Regions from separate parts of the Mus musculus genome. Here region 1 is linked to region 2. Evidence: chromatin loops called from intact Hi-C (ENCODE). Cell type or tissue: heart. All regions are shown on one strand. Links, peaks and the distances in the headings refer to the core of each region. The heading gives the core; the rest is flanking DNA. Region 1 overlaps Antxr1 (anthrax toxin receptor 1). Region 2 overlaps Antxr1 (anthrax toxin receptor 1).

Region 1 (8,893 bases), core at 563-8,562, 54 kb before region 2:
GATACAATGTATCAGGTGACAATGGTTTTACTGAAAACACTGGCAGTAGATAGTCAAAACCCTTCTAGATCTCAATGCAAGAAGCTGTAACATGCTCTGTTTTTTCTCTCTCTCTCTCTCTCTCTCTCTCTCTCTCTCTCTCTCCTCTCTCTGTTCATGTGTATGTAGGTGCACATGTGTGTTGTAGAGTTCAAAGGACAGCTGTGGGTGTCATCTTCGGGAGCCATCCACCTTTTTATGTATGTATTTATTTAAGAACTGTCCCAGAGCTCAAATTGTAGGCTGGCTGGTTAGTGAGCCTCAAGAATAGACTGTCTCTACACCCCAAGCCCTGGGACTTCAAGCATGTGTGATTTTTAAAGAAAATATGTATTTTATGTGTATAGGTGCTTTACCTGCATGTATGCCTGCACACCACTTGGGCTGGCTGCAGAGGCCACCAAAGGGAACTGGAATCACAGACAGTTGTGAGCCACACATGTGGGCTTTGGGAATTGAACCCAGGTCTTCTGGAAGAGTAGCCAGAGCTCTTAACCAATAAGACATCTCTCCAGCCCCTTGGATTTTTTTTTAAAAAAAAATGTGTATTCTGGGAACTGAACTCAAGTCCGCAGACTTGTAAGGCAAACACTCTGTTGCCTGAGATATCTCTCCAGCCCTGTTTATAGGTCTTAGTCCTGAAAACGTGTGTGTGCACATGCACACAAATTGCATGAATGTGTATCTGAGTGTGATCAAGGAATCATGAGCAAGAGACAAAAGCGAGACTTACTAAACAGGGATTGGGTCTCTGTTCTGACCGACCAGGGCAGGAAGACAAGAACTCAGACAGATGTGTGGGCTGGGTTTTGGAGGAGGACTAGGTTGGCAACATTTGTTGGAGGAAGGAGCTTGTAACGAATGGTAACCCATCATGGTGCACCCTAAACACTGTTTAAGTTTGCTCTTCTAAAACCCAGCTGCTGGCATCGACCATCGGCCCCTCACTGGAGACAGGGAGTTCACTGGGCACTCTGTGGGTCCTGCCAGCTGCACAGGGATTACCTTGCCAGAAAGCCTGGTTTTAATTGTTGTTTTGGAGAGGTCTCAGCAATGCCATTGCTTTAGCGCACTTCTCTGTGACTTGAGAAAAGCCCGTGGCACAGTGTGCCGTGTGGATGCCTGAGCCGGGGTGAGTGGTTTTTGCTTGGTCTTCCTTCTCTCATCTTCTGCCCTCTGTCTCAGACATTTCTCCTGGCTTCCTCTGGGGTCCAGTTGAGGACCTCTAACTTAGACCCCTCATTAGTGCAGTGTTTCTATATATTATTTTATTTGTGTTGAGGTATTGCCTTAAAAAGTTAGTGCCAGAGACAAACTCAAATTGCTTTGCCAAGAGCATTATTTAGCTTGGACATGAAAATGTAGAATTACAAAATTATGGTTCATCCCGTGCATAGCTCAAATCTGCTTCTGCTCTCATGTGTAGTCTCACATCTGAAAGGGCAGTGATTTCCTCCTCCTCCTCCTCTCCCTCCTCGTCCTCCTCCCCCTCCTTCTCACAATGTGAGGAATGTTGTCTTTAGGATAACTTCTTTCTCTATGCCTATAGACATTTAAAGTGTGTTTCCCTAAAGTAGAGATAATAACAATTTAACCACGCCCTCACTTCTGTCTGTGTGACTTGCATACAGTTGCCAGTGAGCAGCTTCCGTACAGACTCTGTGTCTTCCCCTCAGATTCGCACAATGAAGGACAAAGGCCCTAACAGGTTGGCATTTGGCGAGGGAGCTCCTGGAAGTCAACTATCTACTGTTTCTTGTCCCTTTTCTCTTCAACAGTGGAGACTGAGTTGCCCCGGGCACATGACCACGTTTCCCAGCCTGCCTCAGACAAGGTGGATCAGGGGGGAGAAAATGGCGACCAGACTCATGGCCTCCTTTGCAGCAATGGAAATGAAACAGAAGAGATATGTGCAGGTCTAGCTTGTGTCTTAAAAATGAAGAGCAGAAAAAGAAACAAAACCAAAACCAAACAACAACAACCATAACAACAACAACAACAACCATAACCACAACAACAACCACCACCACCACAACAAAGTGAAGCGCGTGACCTCTCCTTCCGGTCTTGGGATAAGGACCACTCCTAGGGGTTGGTGGGATGATAAGGCTGAAGGCCTCTGGGCCTTTGCCCACATGGGGAGACCATACTGAACACCTTGTTTGGATTTATTGAGTTTTTGCTGGATCAGCTGATGGGTGATCCAAAATTATATAATTCAAGAAAGGCAATCCTAAAGAAAAAGTTTAATTGCAAAGGAGAGGCCACAGGACTAAGTATCTAGAGGCTACGGCAGGCTCTCGCGGTGACATCCCGGGGTTAGGCAGAGCTTTGGGGGTGCCTCTTAATTTCCGCTAGGTAACTGGATGTCCTGCTGTTCTCAGGTGAGGCTCACCGTGACCCTGCCTGCCTCCTAAACTGAAACCAAAGGCGGACAGTTCTCCGGAGCCCTGGAGGCTCTCAGATGACATCTGCAGTTGTACGGTCAGAGAAATGGAAAATTTATAGCCCCGAGAATCTGGGATTCATTTAGGAGCATTAATTTAAGTGATCCAACCTCAAAATTGTTTTCAGGCCTCCACTAGGCTCCAATATCCTTCCTCATTATGAAACCCTGTACAGCCAGGCCTGCAGTGCCCTGGTACCGACCAGCCTCATTTCTGTGGTTCAGGAGAGACCTCATCAGCTCTAAGATACGCGGGCTGGGCCAGGCTGATGTTCTGTATGATCTGGGGAGAAATCACTCATAACACTCCTAGTTAGATTTCAGAAAGAATCTTTAAAAGAAAGACCTGCCTTAAACCTATTAGAGAGGGTAGGGTATAAATAGTCTTGATAATTCCTAAATTAAAAACAACCTGGGTGGCAGTGGGTGGGTAGTGGAGCTGAAGCCATGGGCATGTTGGGCGAGGCTGCTGCTGCTGCTGAGCTGGGTGCCCAGCCCTAACAAAGCCTATTTGTTCCTAAGGACTGGACTTAGGAAGAATCTCGGCTGGTGTCTCCTGCATCAAAGAAATGCCGCTGGTCTGTATTCTGACCCAGGCTCACCTCAGGCTCAGCTGTACCTGGTTTCATAATAAGGAAGGACACTGGAGCCTACTGGAGGCCTGAACACAATTTTGAGACGGGATACTTTAAATGAATGTGCCTAAATGGGTGGCATCGCCTGGTCCCTCCTGATTGTACAATGCCTTACCAGCAGGGCAAACGCCATTTTGGGTGCCTAACCAGGCTCTGGCTACTCTACTCACTTCTCTGCTTTCCCATGTTTTCTGCTCACTGCTGTGACTCCCACACTTTCCTCTTCCAATGAACTGAGGAGAGCTGTGGGACAAGAGTGGCCTGTGTGTACTCCTGCCTTGATGGTCAACTCCGCAGCCTTCAAGTGATCGGCCTTCCACGGGTCTCTGACTCACAATGGCTAGCGATAGAGCTGGGCCTCATAGGGCCTTTCTCGGAGACCAGCCCTGGAGTGAATTCAGTCATGAACTCAAATAACCCTGAGACTCCTGGGAGAGGAAAGGTGACCTCATGCTTACTAAGACCCAGGTTGCTCAGCCCTGGAGGACCCCGCTGTGAACGGCAGCGGTTTGGCTCAGTGTCCCCTCTGAGGCTGTGGTCGCTGACCCCTCCCATTTAACTAAGGAAGAGGTTCCCGAGGCTGACAGATGTGGCTGACAGATGTGGCTGGGTAGGAGGCAGAGGAACGCAGCTGTGAGAAGTGATGGCCCTGGGCCCAGAAGCCTTGTCTTCTTGTGGCTGCAGCCATTTCCACCTGGTGCCTTTGTGTTTTCTAGTGCCCCCCTCTTTCAAAGCTCAGCACTTTGTTGTAGTATATGGTCTGGAAGAAGCTTCTGGAACAGTACCAGGCACCTCCCCGTGTTCCGTTAGTAGGCTGACTGGGGAGCTGAGGAAGGAGGCCGTGGCGCTGCAGAGGGACCTGGGGTTTAACGTCACCTCTGTGTGCCTCTGCTCAGCTCACGCCCCACCTCCGTCCTGTCTCTTCCTATCTCACTGTTTATGAGGAGTGCAGCCTTCTCTGTCACGTGCTCGCAGTATTCTACCCAGGCAGTGGGACCAGCCAAACTGAGGCTGAAACTTCTGAAAGGGTGAGCCATAGCGAACTTCCTCTTTTAAGGTAGCTTTCTGAAGTGTTTGTCACGACGATGAAAGCAGACACGGTTGTGGGTGTGGGGGACCCTCAGACATCTTGTCTTGAGATCTGACACCCTGTTCTGGGCCCTACACAGATGGCGTGTTCAGACTACTCCCAAGTTTCACAGTTAAAAATTGAGGAGTCCTTTAGGTTCTCATACTGAGATGTTCTTAAGATGCCGGCACGTTAGCAAGGGGAAGTCCCTAGATATGGCCACTGAGGAGTGAAGGATTATCAGAGTACTTATCTATACTTTTTAAAGCTGTGCCATGGGCTTTGAGGGCCGTCACATCCAGTGTTGGTAAACGTCTGTGGAAAGGGATTTGAGGACGGGACAGGCAAAGAGATGAAGGTATAGAGAGCACGGAGGGCTGGTTGGGTGGTTCTCACATGGTCTGAGCCATCTTCCTGGCCTGGAAAAGTGATGTTTTTAAAGGTGCCAGCAGCCCCAGGCATATGTTTTGGGGAATTGAGACAGCAGCTGTGTGGGATCGGAGCTAGGTGTTGCATGAGTCTGAGCATTGCCCCACAGCTGTCCAGCACATCCCATAGTCCCGCTTGCCTGTGTAGAGCACCTGAGCTGATGGTGGGGCAGTGGGCACTTGGATGCAGAACAAGCCAGGTTTGCGGTTTCAGGGTACAGCTCTCAAGGGAGGGAGAGTCGTATGACTGCTGCTTCTTTATTAGGCACAACCTGAGTCCAGATGGGATTCAGCAATCTCTGTGTGTGCACAGAGGCCGTGGTCAGTCCCAAGTGACTTCCTCAGTTGTTCTCTACCTTGACTTTTGAGACAGGGCTTCTCACTGAACCTGGAGTTTGCTGACTCAGCGGGGTTGGCTCTCCAGGTGGCCTCAGGGATCTGCCTGTTTCCACATCCCCAGAGCTGGGGTTCTGGGTGCACACTGCCATGCCTGGTAAACAAATCAACAAACACCCATGTTCTGGAAATCAGACCAGGGCAAGTACTTTACCTACTATGCCCAAGGGTGATATTTTTTATGGGAATAAAGGGGCAATCTTGAAAGACTGCAGGCATTGAACAGTGTACCTTCTGAGGAGATCCTAGTTTATTTTAGGATATTAGTTGTACTTACTTTTGGCTTGCTACTGCCAGAGATAACCTGACTGTACTGACACAGACCATCTGTGAAAGATGGCTGACACAGTAGCCTGACCTCATCACCTTCATTGCTACACAGAGACAAAGACCTGGCCGCTCTGTCAAAGCGGACAGCAGCCACAGTGACTGTGGATGGGACAAGGTGGAAGCGAGGACACTCAGTGTTCATGTGTCAGGGTCTAAGCTCACAGGGGCACAGAGTATGGGTTTTGCTCCCTCAATAGCAGCAGCTATGAGTCTGAGTACACCTGCCTGCTCTCAGGCTAAACAACTCATCGAAGATCTTCAGCCCCTTCCTCATAGGTGAAGCCACGGATTTTTAGATGATTTTTACTCATCATTTCAGCTTGGTTATTTTGATTGTAAGAATGCAATGTGTAATGAAAATGTTAGACATTTTTCACTTTAGGAAACTCTTAAATATTAAAGCTTTTTTTTTTCTGTGTCACCGTGTTCACTGTGATGTTTACTAGTCTGTGGCCCCTGTCTAAATCAGTTTGGTCAGTGACTGCCTCTTTGGATCAGCCTAATGGAGATCTTGAATTGTTATGGTGTCTCCCCTGTGTAGTGCTGCTGTCACCTCTGTCTGTGTAATAGTAAAGTGGCATAGGGCAGAACTTGTGGCTCTCCAGGCTGGTAAATTTGTAGGCAGGAGACCCAAACAACAGAGGAACGATGGAGGGGTGTGTGGAGGGGTGCAGGCAGGGGAGCAGCACATTCCTCAGAGGAACCCAATGTCCTTGAACAAGAGGAGCCAGTTCCGAGGAAGACATTGCTCTGTTAATGTTCACGTTGTTGGGTGCACAAGATTGTCTGTGAACATCTTCCCCTGATATCCTTACACAGTTGAAGTGACTCAAGTCCCGGGCTGGTTCACTGCCTACTCAAGCTCTACAGGGACCGGATGCCGGTTCATCACTGCCCCATGTGAAAGACAGCTTTCCTCTCCTCTCTCTTGCCCCTCTTCCAGACATGTTCTTCTGTAACTGGCCTTGAACTCTCTATGTAGCCGAGGATCTTCTGCCTCTACCTCTTGAGAGCTGAGTTCACAGGTGTGCTACAAGCTTTGATTTATGGGGTGCTGGAGATGGAATCAGGACCTCGTGAACACTATGCAGGCACTTTACCAACTGAGTATGTCCCAGCCCCTAGGGAGTCCTTTCCTTGTTTCTTCACGGGGTCTCTAGCAGTGGAATATGCTAATAGAGCTGGGCTTTTAGTCATAAAGGCTTCCTTGGAATCCACAAGCAGACCCCCTTTTCCATTATGTCTGAGCACAGCACCAGCTGTAAAGAGTGATCATGAATGAATGATAAGTTCAACAAAATGCAGCCTTGTGGAAGGTTCTGGACTATGCAAAAGTAGTCTAAGTCTTACTCTTCCAGAGCTCAGTCAGTCTGTCCTACTGAACAAGGACCCTCTGTGTCTATGAAGGACATCACCCTGTTCACAATCTAGATACTTGATCCTGATCCTTGGGAGCTCACTCTACCTATTTCTTCACTGCAATCAACTCTACGGTCATACATCACCCCCTCGGGCTGTTGGAAATCCTGGTCAATCCTAGAGTAGCCTCCTAAATAGTCTCTGGGGAAAAGAACACGCACTAGAGTTGTCTCATTGTAACTCGAGAGCCGTCCACCATTTTTACTTCAGAGAACAAGAAGCCATAACCTTACAGTAAGGACACATGGGGACAGTGATGGCTGTCACACAGAAGTTAACTTCTAGAAAAACAACATCTATTCAAGACCACTGAAGAAACAGTGAACATGGAATCTTGGTCCCATCTGCCAAAAGCATTACCTCATGGTGTTCTGTCACTGGGTGCAGAGCAAGATAATAAACCAAATGAAGACTGAGCTTCATACCAAACTTCTGAGTTCCACCCACATGGAGGTCTCTGCCCCACCCTCTTGGAGGTCTCTCAACAACAAGGGTGAGACCTAGAATAGAGATTGAAAGCAGACATGGTCACTGCAGAGAGCCCTGCGCACCTCCATGTGACCAGTGCCCCACATCCCCTCGCTTGGTCTGGAACATTCTTCCATCCACCAGAGTATAACTCAGACATCAGCTATCTGGATCTAAAGCCACAACTGTAAGCCCACACCTTCTTCCTTCTGTCTCTTTAAATGAGCATGTCTTCCATCAAATAAAAGCAATTAAGCAATTAGGGGCGTCAAAACATTTATGGAGGGAAGGGAAGAGACAGTCCCATGTCCTCTGCTCAGCTGTGTCTAATGCTTGGGAACCCCATATTCACCCCATAGTTCTCTGGGCCCCTCACTTCCAGGTGGTGCAGTGGGAATCAGGATTTTTCCCCCAAGGAAAAAATTTCCTTGACTCCTTGAGGACGCCTCTTTTCTGGTGAACTGATCAATAGCCAGAACTAAGAACTCACTTTTACTTTAGTTGCAGATTCTCATTTTTGCTCCTACATTAAAATTTGAATTGTGAGTGCTGGAGAGATGGCTTACCTAAGATCCCTGGCTGCTCTTCCAGAGGACCCAAGTTCGATTCCCAACACCTGTGTGATAACTCACACCTGTCTGCATTCAGTTCTAGGGCATCCAATGCTCTCTTTTGGCCTCTGTGGGCACCTGGCATGTACATGGTACACAGATATACATGCAGGGAAAATGGCCATGCATATAAAAAATGAGTCATCTGTCACATAGACATGTGGTATTGTTTTATGTGACATTTGACTATATTCCGGGTGCACACAATTGCACAGCTGCTTTTGAAAGGTGTGAGTGTCTCAATGGGAAGTGGCTGTTTTCACTCAGTTCTGGTTCTTTGGTCAGAGGAACCATGAATAGGCCTTGGTCCACAGGCTGCTGTGATGAGCAGGTCTAAACCTCATACTCCTGCAAAGGATGTTTTCAGCCATGTTCTCACTTCTTGGTGGATAAAGAGTTCCCAAGCCTTTTCTGTGACATTCATTTATGTCTGTTCGTTCACATGTGTTAAGTCCATATCCGCAGGTGCTCATGAAGGCCCGAGGTCAATGTGTGCTGTCTTCCCCTTCTCCTGTCCACCTTTTTCTCTCCTCTTTTTTTTTTTTAAAGATTTATTTATTTCAAGTATGAGTACACTGTAGCTGTCTTCAGACACGACAAAAGAGGGCATTGGATTCCATTACAGGTGGTTGTGAGCCACCATGTGGTTGCTGGGAATTGAACTCAGGACCGCTGGATGAGCAGTCAGAGCTCTTATCGTCTGAGCCACCTCTCCAGCCCCAGGGTCTCTCGCTGTATCTGCAGCTGGCTAATTCAGCTGGACTGTCTGGCCACAGAGCCCCAGCACTTCTCTTGTTCCCTCACGACACTGGGAGATCACATTGCTGCCATGCTTTGGCACGGGTGCTAGGGCTCGGGTCCTCACCTTCCCGCATCAAGTGCTTGACTGACAGAGCATTTCACGGCCTTGTTTTAATTCTCTAAGTGATGCTTTATTCAACAGGTCTTCCCTTTACCAAGGCAGGTCTCATGAACTGTGCCTAGCATATACCAAATAAAATCCACACTATATATTAGCAGTGACAGTGGTCTCCCTGTGTGTTGTAGGAGAG
Region 2 (8,893 bases), core at 640-8,639:
GCTCTAGCCTCACATCTGAGCCATATCTGTGCACCTACAGCGTCTGTGGATCCTGTGCCACATGTAGAGGACATCAGACCCCACAGTACCCCAGGACCCAAATCTCCAGAATATTACCTTCTAAAGGTTGATGGGGAGCAATCACCAGAAAGAGCCACTCAACAACGCTGAGGGCGGTAGGCATTTCACCCCTGAGCTAACAGAGGGGCTAGGTCATGGAGCTACAATCTCTGTTTTGGGATTCTAAGAGACAGCTGCACACAACACAGGGATACTCAGACAGAACCGTGGGACCAGCTTCCGTTCCTGCCCTTGGAAGGTTAAAGACAGACTCGACATGGGGAGAGGGGGGCAGAGAGAGGGAGGAGTTCTTTTCTCCATCCTCTCTGCACAGCAATGAGAGAGAGAGAGAGAGAGAGAGAGAGAGAGAGAGAGAGAGAGAGAGAGAAAGAGAGAGGGAGAGAAAGAGAGAGAGAGAGAGAGAGAGAGAGAGAGTTCTTTTCTCTAATCCTCTCTGCACAGCAATGTAATTTTCTCCTTTGATTTCTGGGCAGAGAGTTAACATTCCTGTGAGATGCGCTTTAATTGATTGCTGCTATTAAGTCTCTTGGGGTTCACACAGTGTTCAGCACATAAGAAACTTATGGAATTTTAACTTAATCATCTTTCTTTCTGTGTAGGGAGGCTGAGCTGGGACAGGACTGAGCAGTGGTATCCGAGGTGCATACAAAAAGACTTTAGGGACCCAGTTGAGAACTGGAAACCTTGTCAACATACCTGTTGGGCCCACTAAGTTTTCAGATTGAGGCCATCTACACTGGCAGGTGTTACTTCTAAGGGTCCCAAGTTGCCCCAAGTTATGTAAGCCATTTGCCAGGAATTCTAACCCAGCAATCAGCTGCTAACACCCTGGCTAGGTTAGTAGAGCTGCCCTGCACCACAGCGGTTTCCTGGCCCTGTTAGTGGGAGAGTTTGTAGACAGAGAGGATTTGAGAGCGAGGCCAGGATATTAGCATACCCCTCTCTGGAGTGGATTCATGACCACCTGGCAGATTTTACATAATACTGTTTTAAATTAAAGAAAAATGGGTTCCTTGGCATCAGTGTTAGAAGCAGTGATTGTCTGCAGAGTGTGGCAAATTTACCATAACCTGTACATGGGAAGCACAGCTGCGGTGAGACAAAAATCCTAAAATGTCTCAGAGGAAAAATTAGACCCTTCCAACCGCAGATCACTGTAGTGATAAAAACATTTATTCTGAGTGTGGTGAGTGAGACATGTTTGTGATTTGGGCACTGGGCTGGTAGGTTCAGGCAGGAGTGATATATATGTTAAAAGCCAACCTTTGCCTCAGGAGACCCTGTCCCCCCCCCCCGCCCCCCAAAAAGGGCGAGGGATTGGGATGCAGCTCAGGTGGAGAGCTTATGTAGCATTGTGTGACATCCTGGGTCCCAGCATATCAAAATGACAATAACCAAAAACTCATCCCCTTAAAAAACTCCCAGAAAATCTTTCAAAATCCTTGAAAGAAAAACAAACAAAGACAGCAGACAACGTACACATTTGAAAATGGGTTTTTGTGGAAAGAAATCAGCTAGCTCTGGCTGCCAGAGTTGCTCAGCTCCTGTTTATCCTACTCAGGAAAGGTCCAGAGGCTCCTCTTCTCGTGCAACAGGGGCCCAGCCCTGCTCAGCAAGGGGCTAAATAAGCAGTCAGTGCTGCCCCACTCTGCCACCCTCCCACCAGATGCACCCAGCTTGGGACACTTACCTCACTCTCCTCAACAGGGGGTGGAGGGACCTCCTTGATGATCTGTAAATGAAAAGAACAGGTCAGTGGGAGTCGCTAGTCTCCTGCTTTCTAAGATGTCTGCCATGTCTGTAATCCCATAGGAACAGCCCAGAGCAGGGGACTTCATCTATGAAGTCTGGCTGGTCAGAGTAGCCCAATGAGAGCAGGGCCTGGGTGTTCTCTGCGTTGTAGTCTCGTGTAGAGCAACGTGTTCCCCAGCTGGTTTGTCCCACCAGGGCAGCTACGCTCATTAGTTTGTTCACCTGGTCACTCAGGAAGCCACTCCCGTTTCCACCCAACAGTCTGTTCTACACATTAACAAAGAACGGTGATGCACGCGTGAGTTAAAGGTGCTGCAGATACCAGCTAGGTACAGACCAGGCTTACATGGCTGGAGCTCCTGTCACTGACCTCACTGGGTCCATAGAGAGAGAGGACATGAGTCAAGCTGAGACACCCCTGAGAGAAGGCAGCAGAGGAGGGCTGCCCAGGGATCGCTTCCAGGCACAGACAATTCGGATGCAAATGTATGTCAGTAACTATGTACAAGGCTGTTCTTCAACTGTCCATCTGTCCAATTCGTGGAGAAAGACACACAGACAGCATTCCAGTCACTGTGAGTCCCTTTCTTAACATGGTGATTGGCCCGATAAGTCTACTTATAAAAGGCACGTCAGCAGTTAGCGGGACTTTAGGTCCTTCCCAAGGCTTTGGCTATGAACTACTGTGATCCTGTACTATCAGGAACTAGCTACCCTCACCCACACTGACTGTTAGAATTCTGGGACCCCACATTCCCTTTAGGTGGCATCTGGCGCTTACAAAGTTTGTCCTGTAACCTTTGCCATCTCAGCAGCAGGATTGCCCCATTTTTGCAGATGGGAGTTCAGGCAGCTTTTAGCCTCTTGACCAAGGACTCCCTTAGGAGCATCAAGCATCTCCTCGCCATCCTACTAAGTGTCTTTCTCCTCCTTTTGATTAATATGGAGCGCTCTCTAGGGCTCTGGTCCCCAACTCTGTCTCCATCACGCACGGTCTAGAACATTATCTCCACTGATTAGACGGGCTCCCCACAGCAGCAGTGGACTGAGGAGCTCCAAGCATCGGAGGATGGTACTGGACGATACTCATTAACTGAGGAGGCAGAGACGAAGGCCTCCTGGGGTTTAGGACTTCTGTTTCATCTGCTTCCACTTCCTGTTGCTGTGGGAAGCTGTGACTTTGCTCACCCACTCAATTCCCTTCTGAGACTCCCTCAGGGGAACCTCTGGGGAAGACTGTTACTGCCCATTGCTAACCTGCCATCCTTTCAGAGACAGCAGATTATTTTAAAACAGGAAATGGCTGGAAGCTGGAGGAAGGGATGACGAGGTGGGGTAGCAACTTCAATGGGAGGAGAAGGGGGCATTGGCAGGATGTTTGCAAAGAGGCAGATGCTGTGGAGAAGACAATGTCCCCAGCTCTGAACAGGCTCAAGGCTGCTCCTTCACATCATGGAAGCCTAGCGCAGGTGTCAGACCGGCCTTCTCACAATGGTGAGGATTCGAGAAGCCTCTGGGTCTCCTGCAGCCTCATCAATGAAGCAGAACAAACCCATAACCCTTGCAGGAGTTGAGTCACCCTGAGCAGCAGTGTGCGGTGCCAGTGCTATAGAGATAGTGCGCAGATGAAGGCACCCTCCCCTTGTCCGCATCATTAATAGCCCTCCACATAAGCCAGGTGACTGTGTGGCTGGCTCTATAACCTCCCGAGACAGGAGCCTGGTGTCTGTCTGGACAGTGGACATGGGATTCAGGGGTGTCAGCAGCCTCGTACGAGGTAGTACACTGCAAGGTGGGGAGAAGGCTCTGCCGGTAAAGTGCTTGCTGTGCAGGCATGAGGACTGAGGGATGGGTTCAGTCCTAGCCTCCCGTGTAAAAGCCAGATGTGGAGTTTTGTGCCTGTAATCCAAGTACTAGGGAGGCGGAGATGGGGCAACCCTTGGGGCTTCCTGGCTAGCCAACCTGGGCTGATCCATGAACTCCAGGGCTGTCTCAAAAATAAAGTGAGGAAGACATTTAACCTCTAACTCTGGTTTCCATATGCACACAGGCATACATGCACAAGCACTCACATGCACACATGCATGCACACACGCACCTGCATGTGCGCGCGTGTGCGCGCGCGCGCACAAACACACACACACACACACACATACACGCGCGCGCGCGCGCGCAGCACTGGGAGACTGCCACTCAGACCGACTCTCATTTATCCTACTTCACATTTATTGAACATCTATCCCATATCCTAAATGGGCCAAATCTGAACAGAGCCCCGAAGACAATGGCATCACACATGACGCACTAATACTGATCACAAGGACCACAATCTGTAGTCCAGAGTCCACAGGAATCCACTGCAAACTAGGCACATCAATTTCTGATAAGCAAACTACCTACCATGTTCAGCTAAACAGAAACTGGGCTCTAACCTGGCCTTGCCTGCTGAGTGGCTGACAGAGACAATGATGAGGGCCCCCAATTGCTTTGAGCTGGTGAGCCCAGCCTGGCCTGGCACAGAAGAGCCAGATGGAATCATTCGTATGCCAACAGCAGTACACGGGCCACCCTGTACAAGGCTCTGAGCACGGGAAAACACACATTCTCTTGTGTGCCCCACAGCCTTCATGAAAACACAGCCCCTGCTATATAACGAAATTGTATTTAACTTAAAAAAAATGAAGTAATGAAATTTGGAGAATAGATGGATCTTGAAAGTTATTATATTATAGGATGTGATCCAGACTCAGGAAAACAGTGCACTTTCTGTCTCACAGGTGGTTTGTAGCTCTTCATGTTTTTATGTATTCACATACTAGTGAGGGTGAATGTGGATATTGGTTATGAAACTAAAGAGGGGTCTGTAAGAGAGGGCAGAGGGGTGGAAGTTGGCGTGATAGGACTCATGGGATGTAAAAGCAGAAAGGAGGTCACTGAGGGTGGAGGGCACAGGGGAGGATAGAGATGGAAAAGGAGCAGAAAGGAGAATCAGAGGAGAGAAACTCTGTAGTTTTGGGGACTACACACACATGTAGGTAAACGCTCTACCACTGGTGTACACTCTAGCCAAGTTCAGGTTCTTGTGTGCACCCAAGGTGGTTGCTGGAGATACAGTGAAGGCAGATCAGACATGCGGCATGGAAAGCTTGGGGCGTGCTGATCACCACAGTCTGGCCATTGTGGCTTGGAGTCAAGTTCAGCTGCGAGGCCTGGAAAGCCCTCTTCATAGCTATGAAGCCAGCTGATGCACGACGTTGATAGTTTGCGTGCTGTTCTCTCTCCTTTGGAAGTGCTCATAAGCGCTTTTATTTCTCGAAGCTCAGCTTGCTCTCGCTGACTCAGCAGCTGTGCTTTGGAACTGAGTGCACTCTGGCCACGTGACCACTGGAGCTATCCGATGTTCCTTCTCACTGGGCAGTGCATTCAAAGTGGAAGTCAAACCTCCGTGCACATGAAGGGCAGGAGGTCACAGCCTAGCTATCATCCACTGAGAGGTTCTCCACTACAACTTCCTATATGTCTGTCCTTTTCTTTTCTTTTCTTTTCTTTTCTTTTCTTTTCTTTTCTTTTCTTTTCTTTTCTTTTCTTTCCTTTCCTTTCCTTTCCTTTCCTTTCCTTTCCTTTCCTTTTCTTTCTTCTTTCTTTCTTTCTCTCTCTCTTTCTTTCTTTCTTTTTTTCTGAGACAGGGTTTCTCTGTGTAGCTCTGGCTGTCCTGGAACTCACTTTGTAGACCAGGCTGGCCTTGAACTCGGAAATACACCTCTGCCTCCCAAGTGCTGGGATTAAAGGCGTGCACCACCACCTCCCGGCTTCCTATATGCTTTTAAAGATTTGTTTTATTTTTATTTTTCGTGTGTATGAATGTTTTGCCTCTGTGTATCTAAATGTATCACAGAAGCGCCTGGTGTCCTTGGGGGTCAGAAGAGGGTGTCTGGTCCCTTGGAACTGGGCTTACAGAAGGTTGTGAGCTTTTATATAGGTTCTGGGAACTGAACCCTGCCCTCTGTAACTACTGGGACACCTTCCCAGACTCATGCTTTTATATCCCTCTCCTTGCCTGTTACTTCTTCCCATGATAGGAGCTGGATATGGCACAAACTCCTGGGAGACAGGTGCTTGTCTCATGGAACAAGACCTGATACTGAACAGACAGGATTTCCTGGCCTCTTTCTCTATAGTCTACTTAGGTCTCGGCATTGTTTGCGTACGAGCTGCACCCCTCACACTCCCACAGGCCCCTCTGCATCCTACACCTGGTCTCTCACTGCCAAGGGATGCCTGCTAACATATGGGCCTCTCTGTGGTCTACACAGGTCCAGGGCAACAGCTAGACTAATGAATCTATTAACAGAACCATGTACTAATTTCAATGAGCTCAGCAGTTACCAAATTTTCCAATATTAGAATCATGTAGAGAGTTTCTTGCTATACAGAACTATGGGTGTACTATCTTCCCAACAGACTGAGACCAGACATTTTTAGAAGGTTCACAAATAATGCCTACATCAAGGGTGTGGTGATGACAGTCTTAGAACCATGAATTAGCTTATCCCTAATCAGTCTGTATCAATCTGCTCTGGGCAGAACTGTGTTTTGTGTTAGGTTAAACATTCCCACAGTGCTGTGCTGTAGAATTTTACAGCTGAACAAAACCCTAGCCCTAAGTCTTTCGTGGCACAGGTTTGCAATTCCAGGGCTTGTGAGACAAGGGAAGAGGGTCTCAGGTTGGAGACCAGAATGAGTTACACACTGACACCCAGTCTTAAAAAAAGATGTTATTGTTTCCTTTATGTTGCTATAATAAAACACTCTGACTAAAAGCAACTTAGAGGAAAGAAAGGATTGATCTGGCTTATACTTTCAAGTCCCAGTCCACCACTGAGGGAAGTCGGGGCAGGAGCTCAGGTAGGAACTTGGAGCAGAAACTGTGAAGGAACTTTGCTTGCTGGCTGTGCTCCCTGTTCAGTTAGCAATCTTACACAGCCCGGGATCACCTGTCTAGGGAATGGTGCCATCCACAGTGGGCTGGGCCCTTCCTCATCCATTAACAATCAAGACCATCCCTTATGGTCAGGCCAATCTGATCCCTCATTCCAGGCTTTCCTCTCAGGTGACTATAGACTGTGTCAAGTTGACAACTAAAGCTAACGAAGGCAAGGAACTACCAATAAATAAACCAAAAACTCAGCAGCCTTGGGATACTCTACGTCAACGGTGACAGTGTCCTTGCCCTGATATCTGGTCGCTCAGGTGCCTCTACTGTCATGGGGTGAGGACATCATACCCTTGGCTCTGAAGGCATGCCTTTGCCTCTTCTCTTGGACTCCGATGCATATTGAACTGTCTCAGCCTGGGACGAGTCCAGCTATGTGGCTTCCTGGGCCTCAGGCGTAGATCTTACCCTTTGTGGTCTACACTATTGGCAGTGACCGCTAAGCTGCATTCACAACTCTCTTTGCCACAGTGGACTCTGAGCTTCTAGAAGATGCAAGCACATGTGGCCAGCCTTTGTCTCTGACCCGTAACTCAGAGCTCGTTGCTCAGTCACTACTTCTGGAAAGAATGAGCATGCGCTCCTCTAAAGGAGAAGGTACAGGAAGCACTTCCTATTGTTCTCAAAGTCCTGCTCCCAAGTAAACACTCAACACGTAATGGTGCCAGCCTCACTTCTGGCCTCTCAGTCCTCCTGCATCATTTTTTGGAGGGCAGTTAAGATATTCAAAGTCTCCCAGAGCAGCCCAGGTCTCTAATGATGGTGGGAAATCTCAGAGCATCGGGGACTGAGGGGTAACTGCTGCTGGTCTAGCCAGCACTCAGGCCCATTCTGTTTCTAAACTCCAGCTTCCAAGTTCGTTTGCTGCCCTGCGGCTTGGCAGTTTGCTTCTCAGCACCGTGCACAAGCCAGTTTCCCGGACAACTTGAGCATTGCACGCACAATCCGTGTCGTTACAACACAGGTCCATCCCATGTATGTTTGATCATGTGTGGGAGGCATGACAGTTTTTTGTTTTTAAATCACAAAACTGAGAAATTGTACTAGCTTGAAAGATGACTTTTCAAAGGCCAAAGAGAAATTAAGTGAACACTTAACTTTAGTTTTGTGTGTGAGGTAGTGGTGGCAGAATTCATAGAATGGTCACCCTCAGATGTAGAGAAATATGGTATGATTCTATTTAGTGTCACTGAGGGGACACAGTTGACTGGCTGGTGGTGAGCTGAGCAGGAAATGCAAATTCCAAACATGCATGCACACATGCAAATTCCACACATTCATGCACACATGCTCATGTGCTTTCTTGCTTCCATTTACATGTGTGCAATCAAGTAAGTCCTGAGTGTGTGTTCTTTTTGTAGGAGAATCATATACAACGCCTAAGAGATAGGCATGAGTCCTGGTTTTATGAACCAGGGACCAAATGGAAGAAGAAAGCCTTCAGCATGGGAGAGAGGAGCTTGGATAACAGTGAAAAAATATGGGGTGCTGGGAGAGGCAGGGGTGCAAAGGGAGCCTGGGAGGCTTCATGGGAGACCTTGCTGAAACCAGGGAGAGAACTGTGGGACTCTAGAGAGAAGACAGTGGGGGTCTGGAGTCCTCTTTTGCTCTACATGAACCATAGTCATGCATGGACAGGGTACAAAGCTGAGGATCTTGCATGACACGGCCTCATCAGAACTCCATAGATGGTTTATTTTTAATGGAGAGAGTAACCAGGCAAGACAACAGCAGATTTTTCTATCTCAGACAGTGCTGAGCAAATACCAGGAGCAGTGGGCTCAAGCCATGATGTCTTTCTTTCTGGCTAGTCTTCACTCTAGGGAGCACTTCTGTGCCTGCCGTCTTCATGCTCCCAGTCACAACATGCATGCTCATTCTTTATATACCAGAGCAAAACCCATGTATTTTTCTGCAGTGTTTTTATTAATAATTTGTGGTATCCAGGCTAGCAAGATGGCTCAGTGGATAAAAGTGCTTGCTGGCAAGCCTGATTACCTGAATCTGATCTCTATGACCCACACTGTGGAAAGAGAGAACTCACTTCTGCAAGTTGTTATCTAACTT

The links. Hi-C counts contacts between places; a loop is a spot of excess contacts. Peaks named below come from ENCODE experiments on the same cell type or tissue, not always from the same donor. Only the 100,000 strongest peaks of a DNase experiment are listed, where the experiment ranks them.
Region 1: a loop joins it to region 2, with 2.3 times the contacts of the local background. A loop is called at or near these places in 2 of 42 quality-filtered maps.

What each region holds. Positions count from the first base shown.
Region 1 is chr6:87,149,005-87,157,897 of GRCm38, forward strand. The region is part of intron 17 of Antxr1 (anthrax toxin receptor 1); the gene reads right to left. Among named protein-coding and RNA genes, the nearest start is that of D6Ertd527e, 49 kb to the left of the region's middle. In heart, for the core only: no CTCF peak of the experiment used is centred there; a DNase peak (open chromatin) is centred at 3,717; H3K27ac peaks cover 1,070 bases.
Region 2 is chr6:87,202,638-87,211,530 of GRCm38, forward strand. Antxr1 (anthrax toxin receptor 1) reads right to left here. Exons shown (of 18, transcript NM_054041.2): 14 at 1,772-1,813. Among named protein-coding and RNA genes, the nearest start is that of Gm38851, 16 kb to the right of the region's middle. In heart, for the core only: no CTCF peak of the experiment used is centred there; a DNase peak (open chromatin) is centred at 5,184.